Regions from separate parts of the Homo sapiens genome. Here region 1 is linked to region 2. A link is a contact called in ENCODE POLR2A ChIA-PET data. All regions are on one chromosome and are shown on one strand. Each heading gives the region's core, a stretch centred on a gene start or an enhancer-like site at or near the end of the contact. The rest is flanking DNA. Distances are from core to core; before and after follow the strand shown.

Evidence for each region. ChIA-PET counts read pairs that join two places held with the same protein, here RNA polymerase II (POLR2A).
Region 1: POLR2A ChIA-PET joins it to region 2 with 11 read pairs in A549. The contact joins the enhancer-like site here to the promoter of CDC20-DT in region 2. POLR2A ChIA-PET finds 5 or more read pairs at or near these places in 2 of 52 experiments (A549 and H1).

The regions. Positions count from the first base shown.
Region 1 is chr1:42,970,028-42,977,748 of GRCh38, forward strand. It overlaps SLC2A1-DT (SLC2A1 divergent transcript), which reads left to right. Exons shown (of 4, transcript NR_033967.1): 2 at 222-367; 3 at 3,947-4,161. Among named protein-coding and RNA genes, the nearest start is that of SLC2A1-DT, 15 kb to the left of the region's middle. RefSeq lists enhancers at 939-1,440, 1,441-1,940, 3,054-3,554, 3,555-4,055. Within about 2 kb of position 3,429, at least 3 of the 41 ENCODE cell types and tissues checked have a DNase peak (open chromatin) inside an H3K27ac peak, as active enhancers do.
Region 2 is chr1:43,354,393-43,361,265 of GRCh38, forward strand. CDC20-DT (CDC20 divergent transcript) reads right to left here and starts at 4,281. Exons shown (of 4, transcript NR_183650.1): 1 at 4,158-4,281; 2 at 3,650-3,716; 3 at 3,411-3,508; 4 at 292-614. It overlaps CDC20 (cell division cycle 20), which reads left to right and starts at 4,589. Exons shown (of 11, transcript NM_001255.3): 1 at 4,589-4,614; 2 at 4,775-5,004; 3 at 5,098-5,246; 4 at 5,333-5,429; 5 at 5,577-5,705; 6 at 5,801-5,997; 7 at 6,107-6,201; 8 at 6,341-6,569; 9 at 6,728-6,853. The coding sequence starts at 4,824. It overlaps MPL (MPL proto-oncogene, thrombopoietin receptor), which reads left to right. Exons shown (of 12, transcript NM_005373.3): 12 at 1-74. RefSeq lists enhancers at 3,358-3,866, 3,978-4,037, 4,377-4,885 and silencers at 4,328-4,437, 4,628-4,777.

The sequences.
Region 1 (7,721 bases), core at 2,179-4,678, 390 kb before region 2:
GAGTGAGACTCCTTCTCTAAATAAATAAATAAATAAATAATTTTTTAAAAATCTTTAAAATATATTTTAAAATAAAAAAGATAAAGGATACAGAGATGTCTCATAAACCAGGCACAGGGATGCAACAAGACGCTGACGAAGATCTGGATTCAGTGAGTAGGCTGCCACTAGGATGCTCTACCTTTCTCATCTGTGTTATTTCTCTGTTTCAACACAAACAGGCCTGTTCTGCCCCACACAGCAGAAAATGCCCACGATGCAATACCAGAGTCTGCATGGGACCATTTCAACAACCCTTAGAAGCTGACTCAGCTGTCTCCTGGCCCTGACTTTTCTAAGATGAGAGGAGCTGGTAGGAACAATTTGGGTGAGATGTTTGTCCTGAGTCCATTTGGTTATGGTCAGGTGATACGGTCACAGAGCACAAACAAGGCTGGCAGAGCCCCACTCTGTGTGAGGATGGGGTGGAGGAAGCATGTGTTCCTCCTGATGTTGTCACACAGGCACACATGCATTCATTAAAAATGTTTTTGGGCCAGGCGCAGTGGCTCACGCCTGTAATCCCAGCACTTTGGGAGGCTGAGGTGGGTGGATCACCTGAGGTCGGGAGTTTGAGACCAGCCTGACCAATATGGAGAAACCCCGTCTCTACTAAAAATACAAAATTAGCCGGGCGTGGTGGCACATGCCTGTAATCCCAGCTACTCGGGAGGCTGAGGCAGGCGAGTTGCTTGAACCCAGGAGGTGGAGGGTGCAGTGAGCCGAGATTATGCCATTGCACTCCAGCCTGGGCAACAAGAGCAAAACTGCATCTTAAAAAATATATAGTAATAGTAATAATAAAACAGTTCCTACCTCCCAGGGATACAGTGTGTGTTAACTAAGACATTTATTCACTTATTCCATAAATACTTATTAAGTACCTAGTACGTGATGGTATTTGTGGAAGCTGCACAATGACTGGCCAGTGGTGGAGGCTCAGTAAGTTGGAGTCACTTAAAGCTCTGCCTTCCAGGTGTGCACAACTAAGTTGATGCTCCACACAGGTGCTTCTGCTCTTGTGGTCTGTGTGCATTCTGAAAATCTAGGAATGCAAACAAGGTGCCACAGCTATCTATTGCTGTAGATTATCCATGTCAGGCCGGGTGGGGTGGCTCATGCTTGTAATCCCAGCACTTTGGGAGGTCGAGGCGGGTGGATCACCTGAGGCCAGGAGTTCAAGACCAGCCTGGCCAACATAGCGAAACCCTGTCTCTACTAAAAATACAAAAAGGGGCCCCGCTCAGTGGCTTACGCTTGTAATCCCAGCACTGTGGGAGGCCAAGGTGGGCATATCACGAGGTCAAGAGATCAAGACCATCCTGGCCAATGTGGTAAAACCCCGTCCCTACTAAAAATACAAAAATTTAGCTGGGTGTTGTGGTGCGCACCTGTAATTCCGGCTACTCGGGAGGCTGAGGCAGGAGAATCGCTTGAACCCAGGAGGCGGAGGTTGCAGTGAGCCGAGATCGCGCCACTGCACTCCAGCCTGGTGACAGAGCCCCTACTCACCCCCACAAAAAAAAAAAAAAACAAATGAGCTGGGTGTGATGGCACATACCTGTAATCGCAGCTATGTGGGAGGCTGATGCACAAGAATTGTTTGAACCCAGGAGGTAGAAGTTGCAGTGAGCCAAGATCGTGCCACTGCACTCCAGCCTGGGTGACAGAGTGAGACTCTATCTCAAAAAAAAAAAAAAAAAAAAGAAAGAAAAAAGAAAAAAAGAGTAACCATCTCAAAACTTAGTGGATTTAAACAGCAACAGCTTATTATTTCTCATGATTTTGTGGACTGACTGGGCAGTTCTGCCCCACATGATGGCAGCTGGGGTGACTCATGCGGCAGCATTCAGCTGGACACATGGCTGGGCCATTCTCTCCATATGGTGTTGCATCCTCCTCTGTCTCCTGAAGGATAGCTTGGACTTCCTTATAGCGTGGTGGCTGGGTTCCAATGGGGAGCGTTCCAAGGGGACAATCCTCATGTGGAAAAGCTTATCAAGCCTAGTTATATCAATGCAAATCATTCTGGATTTAAGTTGCTTTGTCTCTTGATTGCTCATGAACATTCCTATGTGAGTAAATATTCTTCCCAATGTGATTTTTTTCTTGTTGTTAAAGACAGGCTCTGGTTTTATCGCCCAGGCTGGAGTGCAGTGACATAATCATAGTATAAGCATAGCTCACTGCAGCCTTGAACTCCAGGGCTCAAACAATCCTTCTGCCTCAGCCTCCCATGTAGCTGGGACTACAGGTGCGCACTACCATGCCTAGCTAATCTTTTTTTTTTTTTTTTTAAAGAGATAGAGTCTCGTTGTATTGCCTAGGCTGGTCTCCAACTCCTGGGCTCAAGTGATCCTTTCACCTCAGCCTCCCTAGTACCTGGGACCACAGCCATGTGCCAATACACTAATTTAAAAAAATTTTTTTTGAGAGATGGGAGTCTTGCTGTGTTGCCCAGGCTGGTCTCAAACTCCTGGCCTGAAGTGATCCACCTTCCTCAGCCTCCCAAAGTCCTAGGATTACAGGTGTGAGCCACTGCACTCTGCCCCCAACATGATTTTTTTTTTTTTTTTGAGACTGAGTTTCACTGTTGTTGCCCAGGCTGGAGTGCAATGGTGTGATCTTGGCTCACCGAAACCTCTGCCTTCTGGATTCCAGCGATTCTCCTGCCTCAGCCTCCCAAGTAGCTGGGATTACAGGCATGCGCCACCACACCCGGCTAATTTTGTATTTTTAATAGAGATGGGGTTTCTGCATGTTGGTCAAGGTAGTCTCGAACTCTGGACCTCAGGTGATCTGCCCGCCTTGGCCTCCCAAAGTGCTGGGATTACAGGTGTGAGCCACGGTGCGCAGCCCCAACATGATTTTGAATGGCTGACTGATAGACCATCATTGATTGAACCAATCTCCTCTTGATGAGTAATTAGGCAGTTTTCATTTGGAGGCAGTTATAAACAACTCTATGAAGGACAGCTTTGTGCCAAGAACTCAGTACATATCGTTGTAGTAGAAGGATTACAGGGCCAAAGGACAGGTGAATTTTTAAAGCTTTGCCAAATTTCCCTTCAGAAAAAATGGTACATTTTGCACTTTTATCGGCTGTAAAGAGACCTGCTCTTTCGAAGTCTTCTGGTCAATACTGGGTGTGGTTTGTCTTTTCAGTCTTTGTCAATCGAAAAATGGTGTTTTATCATTGTCTTCAAAAGAGAGAAGATTAGAAGTAAGTTACCCAGAGCCAGATGCTTAAGAAGAGTTCTCGTCTTTTACTCTGAGGTAGCCCGAATAAATCAGCAGGGTCGAGGCCGGGGCAATGCAAAGTGTCTCTCTGCACAATGTCAGGCTATTAAATGCACAGTGTCCCTCTGCCCGCTGACTCAGGCTGTAAAATTGGAGCATGGTGCTGACAACAGTGCTCATGGCTGTGGGGATGAGGTCACTGTGTCCTCACTGTGCGGTCGACTGGGACAAGCCCATGGCTTTCCTGTCCCATGTCTGTGGGCCTTCCGGCAGACACAGGGCTCGTGGCCTCACCCTCCACGCCCGTGTTGGCTTTCACCTTGTTCCCTCTGACCCAGTCTGGAGGACCTGGTGCTGCATCTGGGCCAAGCTGGCTGTAACTAATAAGAGTTGTAACAAGGGACATCTAAAACAGGACCCTGAGATTGGTCTTTGTTTTTGAGCAGCCAAAGCCATACCTCATAGTGTCAGAAGTTTTAAAACTGGGGGATCCTTCTTGTGTGGAAGCAGAGCTCCTGGACTCAGAGCCGACCCTGCTTCTTCCTAGCTGTGGAGCAAGTAGGGGAGCTTTTCCAAACCTCAATTTCTTCATCTAGAGAATGAGGGTAATGGTGATTTAAGGACTATTATCTTCTTCCTCTGTGCCTGATACTTGTGATTCTCACAGGAACCCTCAAAGGCTGAGAGTATCCCACCCACTTCACAGATGAAGCAAACTGAGGCCCAGAGAAGGGAAATTACTTGCCCAAGATCACCCAGCAAGTAAGAAACAGAGCTGGAGATGAGCTCAGGCCAGCACGGAACCACGCAAACTCCTTCTGTAGGCTTTGTAAAGGATTGATGAGAAAAGCAGATGGTTAAGAGCTCTACAACTTCTGTGAGGTAAAGAATATCTGCAGGGCTGGACGTGGCGGCTCTTGCCTGTAATCTTAGCACTTTGGGAGGCCAAAGTGGGTGGATTGCTTGAGTCTATGAGTTCAAGACCAGCCTGGGCAACATGGTAAAACTCTGTCTCTCTAAAAAAAAAAAAAAAAAAAAATTAGCTGAGTGTGGTGTTGTGTGCTTGTAGTCCCAGCTACTTTGGAGGCTGAAGCGGAAGGATCCCTTGGCCCAGGAGGCAGAGGTTGCAGTGAGCTGAGATTGTGCCACTGCACTTCAGCTTGGGTGACAGAGCCAGACCTTATTTAAAAAAAAAAAAAGGATATCTGTGATTACAAGATTACCATGCAATTTTGAAAGCCTGCTGTTGCCCAGCTGGACAGCTAGAGTTATTCTCAGTGGTGGGATGGCTGAACTGGGGGCCCACTGTGGAGAGCTGGTTTCCCACTGGAGTTCTCTGAAAAGGTGCCTGATTTCACAGCTCTGATTCTACAGAAGGAGGCCGGACCCTTCACGTAATTGCTACCCTTTATTTATGGAGCTATTCCTCTGTCGGGATGCCCTTTATATGTGTACAGTCTGTGCTGCAGTCGATTCTTATAGTGATTCTATGCAGAAGTTACTTTAGAGGAGGCTGCTGGGGCGCAGGGTGGGTAGGTACCTTGTCAGCATGGTGGGGCTGGGTCTCCAGCTGGTTGGGACCCCACCCTCCTATCATGGCCCAGGAGTGAGGCATTCAGGGCTGGACCACCAGCATTTGTGAAGCTTTTGCCCCATTATCCCATCAGAACATCTTCTTGGCCCTGGCAGGCAGCCAGGGCAGGGCCATTCTCCACCTTACTGACAAAGAAGCCCAGGGAGGGGAAGAGGGTGCTCCCCCAACACCTCCATTGCCTCTGCCTGCTTAGTCCAGAATGCAGGATAGAGAAATAATGGGAAAAGCTCCCAAGTGTTGCTGGATCTCTGCCTGCCAGGGAAGCTGTGACCCCAGTAAGGGCAGGGTGTTCCTTCCAGGGAACTCGAGGTGGGGCAGGATGGGTAGGGAGTGAGATCAGAGGGAAGGCCATGTTGGGAAGATGGGAAGGCAAGTCTCTGGGGGTTTGTGGGATAGAGGAAGGGAACATCATAGAACAGGCCAGGAATAGGAGCTTGACCTGGAGATTACTTTGCAGCAGGTTTAAACAGGGGCCATGTGAGAGTGTGGAGCCCTGGGGTCAGAGGTTACTGGATGCAAATTATGACTCTGCCACTTATGGGAATGGTGAGTTAGGACAAATGATTTCCCTGGGCCTCAGGGTCTTCATGTATAAAAGGGCTGAAGCTCAGTGGGTAACTGGAGCACTGCCTGGGTTAGATCCTGGCTCCACCCCTTTCCAGTGTGACCTAGGGTGAATGAGTTCACCTCTCTGGGCATCAGTGTCCTTGTCTCTAAGATGGACTTGATAATAATGAAAGCTACCCCTCACAGGGCTGTGGTGAGGATGAAGGGGTCTGGCAGCACATGTAGAATTCTTAGAGCAGGCTTTTTTCCTGCAGAGTCTTTGTTGCTATCATCATCATCATCATCATCCTCATCCTCATCATCATCTACCTCCAGGGATTCTTGGGGGGCTTAAACAAGGCAGGTTGTACAAATTATCTGGCACAGACGTCATTAAATAATAACAGGGCAGAGTGACGGGTGCTGTGATACAGGGAAGAGCTGGGAGAGACACAGGAAAGAGAAAAGACTTCTGTCTGGCTGGGTGGAAGAAGGGTGTGGAAGGTATGGAAGCCAAGGGAAAACTTCCCCTTTGCCCTCTGAAGGTTCACTGAAAAGTCAACTGACAAAAGGCAGATGAATAGCAGAAATGGCATGCAAATTTATTAATGCGCACACAGGGAGAACCACAGAGTGATTGATTACTCCCCACTCTGCAATGGGGTGCAGAAGCTTATATGCCATCTTGAGGTTACAGAAAGAATGGGGGCTTGGGGCCTGAGCGCAGTGGCTCATGCCTGTATTCCCACCACTTTGGGAGGCCAAGGTGGGTGGATCACCTGAGGTCAGGAGTTTGAGACCACCCTGACCAACATGAAACCCCGTCTCTACTAAAAATACAAAAAATTAGCTGGGTGTTGTGGTGCGCACCTGTAATTCCAGCTACTCGGGAGGCTGAGGCAGGAGAATCACTTGAACCAGGGATGCTGAGGTTGCACGAGCTGAGATCGCACCGCTGCCCTCCAGCCTGGGCAACAAGAGCAAAAAAAAAAAAAAAAAAAAAAAAAAAGAAAGAAAGAAATGAGGGAGGGAGGGAGGAAGGAAGGAAAGAAAGGGAGGCTTGGATCCTGGCAAAACAGTTTATGAGATGGGGAGAAGAGGAGGCCTCCCTAGCAAAGGTGGTCTTGTTATGTAGATGAAAGCTCACAGATAGCAGCTGTCAGAGAGAGTAGACCTTTGAAGGTACCAGACTCTCATCAGTTAGTCTGTCCTAGATCTGACAAGGGAAGGTCCGCAGAGGAAGCCTGCCTGCATCAATGCAGATGTCCCTATAGATGCAGGTCTCCCCTACAAAAGACAGCTTTGCAGGCCTACTTCTGTTCCCAGGCTCTCTGAACAGCCATCTCAAAATATGTCAAAGAAGTATATTTTGGGGTGAAATATTTTTATTTGCTGCAAAGCCTCGCTCAAAGGACATGTAGAAGTTCCCTGTGTAGATGAGGGGAAGACAGAAAGATGAACTTCTATCATCTTTGGTTGTGAGAGAGCAACCAAAGATAAGGAACATGGAGCAGTTTCATGAGCTGCGTGCTTGGAGTGAAGGGCGTGAGGCTGCACGGGAGCACTGGGGCCAGATTGCAGAGGGCTGGGAATACCTTGCTGGAGGGTTTAAACTTGACCTGGTAGGTGAGGAGTTCTTTTAATTTTTTTTTTTTTTTTGAGACAGAGTCTCGCTCTGTCACCCAGACTGGAGAACAATGGCGCAATCTCAGCTCACTGCAACCTCTGCCTCTCTGGTTCAACTGATTCTCCTGCCTCAGCCTCCTCAGTAGCTGGGATTACAGGCACACGCCACCACACCCGGCTAATTTTTGTATTTTTTACTAGAGACAGGGTTTCACCACGTTGGTCAGGCTGGTCTTGATCTCCTGACCTCGTGATCTGCCCGCCTCGGCCTCCCAAAGTGCTGGGATTACAGGCGTGAGCCACCGTGCCCGGCTTTGGTGAGGAGTTCTTACCCGTCTAAATGGCAGAATCACCCAGGGCACTAAAAATAAATACTGTTTTATGGTCCTGCCCAACAGTATTCTAAGTCAGTAGGTCTCAAGTGGGACTCATAAATCTTTACATTTTTCCTTCAACTTTTATTTTAACTTCAGGGTTACATGTGCAGGATGTGCAGGTTTGTTACATAGGTAAACGTGTGCCATGATGATTTGCTGCACTGATCATTCCATCACCTAGGTATTAAACCCAGCATCCATTAGCTATTCTTCCTGATGCTTTCCCTCCCCCGATCCTACCCCTAACAGCCCCCAGTGTGTGTTGTTTCCCCCTCCCCAATGTGTCCATGTGTTTTCAT
Region 2 (6,873 bases), core at 3,031-5,530:
TTTCCCCCAGCACCTAGAGTAGTGCTTGGTGCATGATAGTAGGCCTTCAATAAATTTTTTCTAAATGAATGAAATCTTTCTGGACAAGGTTACCTTAATCCCATGCCAGCTGTCCTCATCCTCTAAACCGTTCATAGGCAGCAGTAAATGTGCTCAGACAGTTCTGATTATGGACTCTCCTAACACATTCTAATTCTCAAACAAATGGTTTTGTTGTCATTGTTTTTTCTGGCTCCAAATATACCCACTGTATCAGTCAGGGTCTTGGAAGAAATAGATGACACACTCAAATTGGGTAATATGATGACAGTGTAATAAACGGCAAACAGTATTTACAAAGATGAGGGCAAGATTTGGGAAAACCATCAAGGAACAGTGCAAGTGCCTCTGAGGCTAACAACAACAAGGTGCTGGCACTAGCCCTAGGCATCAAGGGGTAAGGGAGGGAGTGGTTCCCAGATCACCAGAGAGTAGCTGTAAGACAGGGCTGCCAGGAAGGAGTCATGGCCTTTCTTTGGTGGAGGGGTGCAGCCAACCTATGGGCAGGTGGCAATGAGAGATCCAGGGGGATAGACAGCTCAATTTCATGCTCTTCCCATTCCAGTCTTGAGTCCCTAGGAGTAAAGTCAGAGCCTTTCATGTGGCTGGGGAGGAATTATGGAGATTGGGTATACTGGATGTCATCCATTTGTCCCACCCAGACCTATTCTCCATCCTTCTCCATCTTGTCCTATGCTTAGCAAGGCTGATTCATATGGCTGGCATCCAAGCATTCTCCTGGGCTTTGGTTTCTGCTTGGGTTCCAACAGTAGGAGGATATTATGGATTGAATTCTATTCCTCTCCTCTCCCTCAAATTCACATGTTAAAGTCCTTTTTTTTTTTTTTTTGGCCGGGCCCGGTGGCACACACCTGAAATCCCAGCTACTTGGGAGGCTGAGGCACAAGAATGACTTGAAACCGGGAGGCAGAGGTTGCAGTGAGCCAAGACCACACCACAAAAAAAGATAAAAGTTTTTTTGTTTTTTTTTTTTTTTTTGAGACAGGGTCTTCACTCTGTCGCCCAGGCTGGAATGCAGTGGTGTGGTCACGGCTCACTGCAGCCTCAAACTCCTGGTCTCAAGCGATCCTCCCACCTCAGCCTCCCAAGTAGCTGGGACTACTGGAATTACAGGTGTGCACCACTAGCTTGGCTAATGTTTTCTGTATTATTATTATTTTTTTTTGAGATGGAATCTTGCTCTGTCGCCCAGGCTGGAGTGCAGTGGCGCGATCTCGGCCTACTGCAAGCTCCACCTCCCGAGTTCACGCCATTCTCCTGCCTCAGCCTCCCGAGTAGCTGAGACTACAGGCGCCCGCCACCATGCCCGGCGAATTTTTTTTATATTTTTCGCAGGACAGGGTTTCACCGCGTTAGCCAGGATGGTCTCGATCTCCTGACCTAGTGATCCGCCCGCCTCAGCCTCCCAAAGTGCTGGGATTACAGGTGTGAGCCACCGCGCAGGCCTGTTTTCTGTATTTTTTTTAGAGACAAGGTGATACTATGTTGCCCAGACTGGTCCCAAACTCATGAGCTCAAGCAATCCTCTGGCCTTGGCCTTCCAAAGTGCTGGGATTACAAGTGTAAGCCACCACACCCAGCCAGATGTTGAAGTCTTAACTCCCAGTACTTCAAATACGACCTTATTAGGAAATAGGGTCATTGCAGATATAATTAGTTAAGATGAGGTCAGGGCCCTAGTTCAATATGATTGGTATTCTTATAAAAAGAGAAAATTGGACACACATACACACAGAAAGAAAGCCAAGTGAAGATGAAGGCAGAGAACAGGGCGATTCTTCTATAAGCCAAGGAATGACAAAGATTGCCGGCAAACCACCACCAGAAGCCAGGAGAGAGGCATGGAACAGATTCTTCCTCACGGTTCTCACACAACTCTCATGACACCTTGATCTGGAACTTCTAACCTCCAGAATTGTGAGACAACCAATTTCTGTCATTTAAGCCAGTTTGTGGTACTTTGTTACAGTAACTCTAGCAAACGAATATAGAGGATATCAGGGGATGGGCTACACAAGTCACCTATACTTGCCGGCTTCCCGTTCTCCCTATTTCATTCTTTCCGCAACTCCTCCAAAATGGATCTCAAGCACCCACTTTCCTGATCCTGCTCTCTCCAAAGTCATCGGTAATTTGATTTTCAATGGCCAAATCTGACCCTTTCTGTCATCATTCCACTTGACTACATATATTAGGGTATCTCCCACTTCAAGATCCATGTCTGGATAATTTCCATTGCCTTCCTTCATTCATTTATTATTATTATTATTTTGAGACAAAGTCTCCCTCTGTCACCCAGGCTAGAGTGCAGTGGCGCGACCTCGCTCACTACAACCTGCGCCTCCCAGGTTCAAGCGATTCCCCTGCCTCAGCCTCCCAGGTAGCTGGGATTACAGGTGTGCACCACCACACCTGGCTAATTTTGTACTTCTAGTAGAGACAGGGTTTCGCCACATTGGCCCGACTAGTCTTGAACTACTGACTTCAAGTGATCTGCCCGCCTTGGCCTCCCAAAGTGCTGGGATTACAGGAGTGAACCATGACAACCTGCCCAAATCCTTTATTTTTAAATGTACAAATTCCCTGAGGCTATACCCTTTATCCTTCTCTATAGCTACCACCAGAAGTTGCAAATTATTGCCATATCCCCCCCCTCAGATGTTTTATTTGGTCCTTCCCTACACAGAAACCCCACAGGTACCACAATGCCTAGCAGATGAAGTCCAAAGTCTTTAGCTTAACATTTAAGACCCTGACCAACTTGACATGAGACAACCTTTTCTATGTTTTCTGGGAATTCCCCACCTCTAACCTAAGCATATCCAATTCCTTATTTTCCAAGGTAATTGGAAATAGAGAATGCAAAGGCTTCAAGTCAAAGATAATAACATTATCTGTAAGCATCGGAGTGGACTTTAAGCTAATGACTGAAAATGATTTTTCCAGCCTCTTTCTGGGACAGTATAGCGTATTGTTTAGATTGCAGGGATTAGTCAGATAGTTTGAATCCTGGGCTCCCCTACTTATTATTGGCTGCATGCCTTTGGGCAAGTTTCTAATCTTTCTGACCCAGTTTCTTTTTTCTGTAAAGGGAAGATGGGGTATCTATCTGCCTTATGGGATTAAGGATTGAACTCGATAATGTATGTAAACTTTTTTTTTTTTTTTCAGACAGAGTATCGCTCTGTTGCCCAGGCTGGAGTGCAGTGGCTCGATCTCGGCTCACTGCAAGCTCCGCCTCCCGGGTTCACGCCATTCTCCTGCCTCAGCCTCTCGAGTAGCTGGAACTACAGGCGCCCGCCACCAAGCCCGGCTAATTTTTTGTATTTTTAGTAAAGACGGGGTTTCACCGTGTTAGCCAGGATGGTCTCGATCTTCTGACTTCGTGATCTGCCCGCCTCGGCCTCCCAAAGTGCTGGGATTACAAGCGTGAGCCACCGCGCATGGCCTGTAAATTGTTTTAACACAGTAGTTAGATGGTCCATAAATGGTACCATTATTACTTTTATGATTGCTGCTCCACCTCTGAGCACATTCATACAATTCACTCAAGTCATTATTAGAGCACTAGATTGAGTGCGAGTCAGACCTGGATTCCCACAAACTTCTTTGTATGACCTCGGGCACATCCCTTCCCTGGGCCTCCGTTTCTCCATCTGTAAAATATGGATTTGTTGTCGGGGTGGGGAGGCTGCACCACGCACAGGTTAGACTAATGGATCTCTAAGGTCCTCACATCTTTAAAGCCCCAAGGGGATAAGCCACAGTGCCTCCTGTAGGGCAGTCTAAGCTTATCTTCCAGATAGGCAGGTTTGAATACCGATCCTTTTTCTTGACCTTAAGGAATTCATTCACCCTTTTCAACCTCATTTTCCCTGTTTGTAAAACAACAGCAAACGAGACAAACACACGTTACTTCCTTTCTAGCAGGGTTCCTACCCGGCGCCAAGCAAAAGTGGAATGTACCCTAAGTAGCTCTGGCCTTCTTCCTGCTCCCAAGCTTCCCAATTCCGTCCCCTGCCCCGCTGCCGCCCGCGGCTCTCCTTCCCCTTCTAGGAACGGCTCAAGCGCCTTGGGCACTCCATCGGGTTCTGCACCGAGTTCTGCATCATAAATACGACTCTCGTGTAGGATTTAAGTGTGAACTTCTGCAGGTTCTCGGACCCTGAAGCACCCGGGGCCAGACATTCCGAGCTCGCGGCGGTGGAAGGCACGCAAAAGGGCGAACCGAGACGACTCCAGGACGCTGAGGCAGCGCAGGCCCCACCCGGCCCCGCCCTGCCCCGCCCTGTCCCGGCCGGCTTTCCAGTACTAGTCCTCTGGCGCCGGCTCCCAGCCCCTCTCGTACCCTTCAAATCGCGCTCCGCCGCTAGACTCTCGTGATAGCTGAGACTTTCCCCGGAAGGCCCGCCCCCTTCGCCGGAGAGGCCAATGGGCTAGGGCAACGGTTGCGACGGTTGGATTTTGAAGGAGCCAATAGGCGCTCGGAGCGGAGAGTTTAAGAGGCGTAAGCCAGGCGTGTTAAAGCCGGTCGGAACTGCTCCGGAGGGCACGGTGAGAGGTGGTGGGGCTGAGCCGAGGTGGGGCCGTGGCCAGGGGGAGGGGGTGCTAGGCCGGAAGGGGCTGCAGCCGAGGGTGGCCCTGATTTTGTGGCCGGCCAGGAGCGAAGGGGTCCCTTTCTGTCCCCTGAGCACCGTCGCCTCCTTTCCTCCAGGGCTCCGTAGGCACCAACTGCAAGGACCCCTCCCCCTGCGGGCGCTCCCATGGCACAGTTCGCGTTCGAGAGTGACCTGCACTCGCTGCTTCAGCTGGATGCACCCATCCCCAATGCACCCCCTGCGCGCTGGCAGCGCAAAGCCAAGGAAGCCGCAGGCCCGGCCCCCTCACCCATGCGGGCCGCCAACCGATCCCACAGCGCCGGCAGGACTCCGGGCCGAACTCCTGGTCAGTGAGGTGCCAAAGGAACTGAGTGAGAGCAGCCTTCATACTTTCTCCCTGGGGAGCCTGGTCAGACTGTCTTCTCTTTCTCCGCCCCAGGCAAATCCAGTTCCAAGGTTCAGACCACTCCTAGCAAACCTGGCGGTGACCGCTATATCCCCCATCGCAGTGCTGCCCAGATGGAGGTGGCCAGCTTCCTCCTGAGCAAGGAGAACCAGCCTGAAAACAGCCAGACGCCCACCAAGAAGGTATGTGTCCCAGAGGGGCTTAAGGCACGGGACCTGACTGTTCTTTGGATAATACCATCTTGCTCCTTCACTACCCTTTATGCCAGGAACATCAGAAAGCCTGGGCTTTGAACCTGAACGGTTTTGATGTAGAGGAAGCCAAGATCCTTCGGCTCAGTGGAAAACCACAAAATGCGCCAGAGGGTAAGACCCGAAGTTCCTGGTTCCTGGAGGGAGGTGTCAGTTCATCTCCAGGGCTGAGCACAGATATCTGTCTCCTCTTCCTATCTAAGATTGAGGGCAAGGGAGGTGTTGATTTTCCCAGCGTCTAGACTCACTCCGTTGCCACAGGTTATCAGAACAGACTGAAAGTACTCTACAGCCAAAAGGCCACTCCTGGCTCCAGCCGGAAGACCTGCCGTTACATTCCTTCCCTGCCAGACCGTATCCTGGATGCGCCTGAAATCCGAAATGACTATTGTAAGTGCATCCTTATCCTCGCCTCATGCATGGAGAAAGAGGGCCTGGGACCACACAAACAAGGAAGCTCATGCTCTTCTCTCCACCTCTGACAGACCTGAACCTTGTGGATTGGAGTTCTGGGAATGTACTGGCCGTGGCACTGGACAACAGTGTGTACCTGTGGAGTGCAAGCTCTGGTGACATCCTGCAGCTTTTGCAAATGGAGCAGCCTGGGGAATATATATCCTCTGTGGCCTGGATCAAAGAGGGCAACTACTTGGCTGTGGGCACCAGCAGTGCTGAGGTGCAGGTGAGACGTGTCCAGTGCTGTCATTCTCACCAGTCCCAATGGGCTTGCACAGCTGGAGGATATTAATGCCAAGTCCCAATCTCTGATCCTAGTGGGCTTCTCTCTCTAGCTATGGGATGTGCAGCAGCAGAAACGGCTTCGAAATATGACCAGTCACTCTGCCCGAGTGGGCTCCCTAAGCTGGAACAGCTATATCCTGTCCAGGTCAGTGGTTTTTGTTGGTCTATGGTAGTCTGATATTTGCCCACCCTCCCCTTGACTGTACACCCCTGAACTGAACCAGCTCTGGCTTGCTTGCATTTGGTGCTGCCACAGAACCTGATTCCCTTCTTTCCTCCTCCAGTGGTTCACGTTCTGGCCACATCCACCACCATGATGTTCGGGTAGCAGAACACCATGTGGCCACACTGAGTGGCCACAGCCAGGAAGTGTGTGGGCTGCGCTGGGCCCCAGATGGACGACATTTGGCCAGTGGTGGTAATGATAACTTGGTCAATGTGTGGCCTAGTGCTCCTGGAGAGGGTGGCTGGGTTCCTCTGCAGACATTCACCCAGCATCAAGGGGCTGTCAAGGTGAGTAGGGTTGGGCTGAAGCCTCTGCAGACCCTCACCTATAATCTGGGGACTGTTAAGGGGAGAAGGGATGGTAGGATTGGACTGGGTTAATCTGTGACCCCTAGAGCTCCTTGTCTGGCTCTAGTACCTGCTGACCCCACCTTTATTCCATCTAGGCCGTAGCATGGTGTCCCTGGCAGTCCAATGTCCTGGCAACAGGAGGGGGCACCAGTGATCGACACATTCGCATCTGGAATGTGTGCTCTGGGGCCTGTCTGAGTGCCGTGGATGCCCATTCCCAGGTAATCTTTTGCCTGTTCCT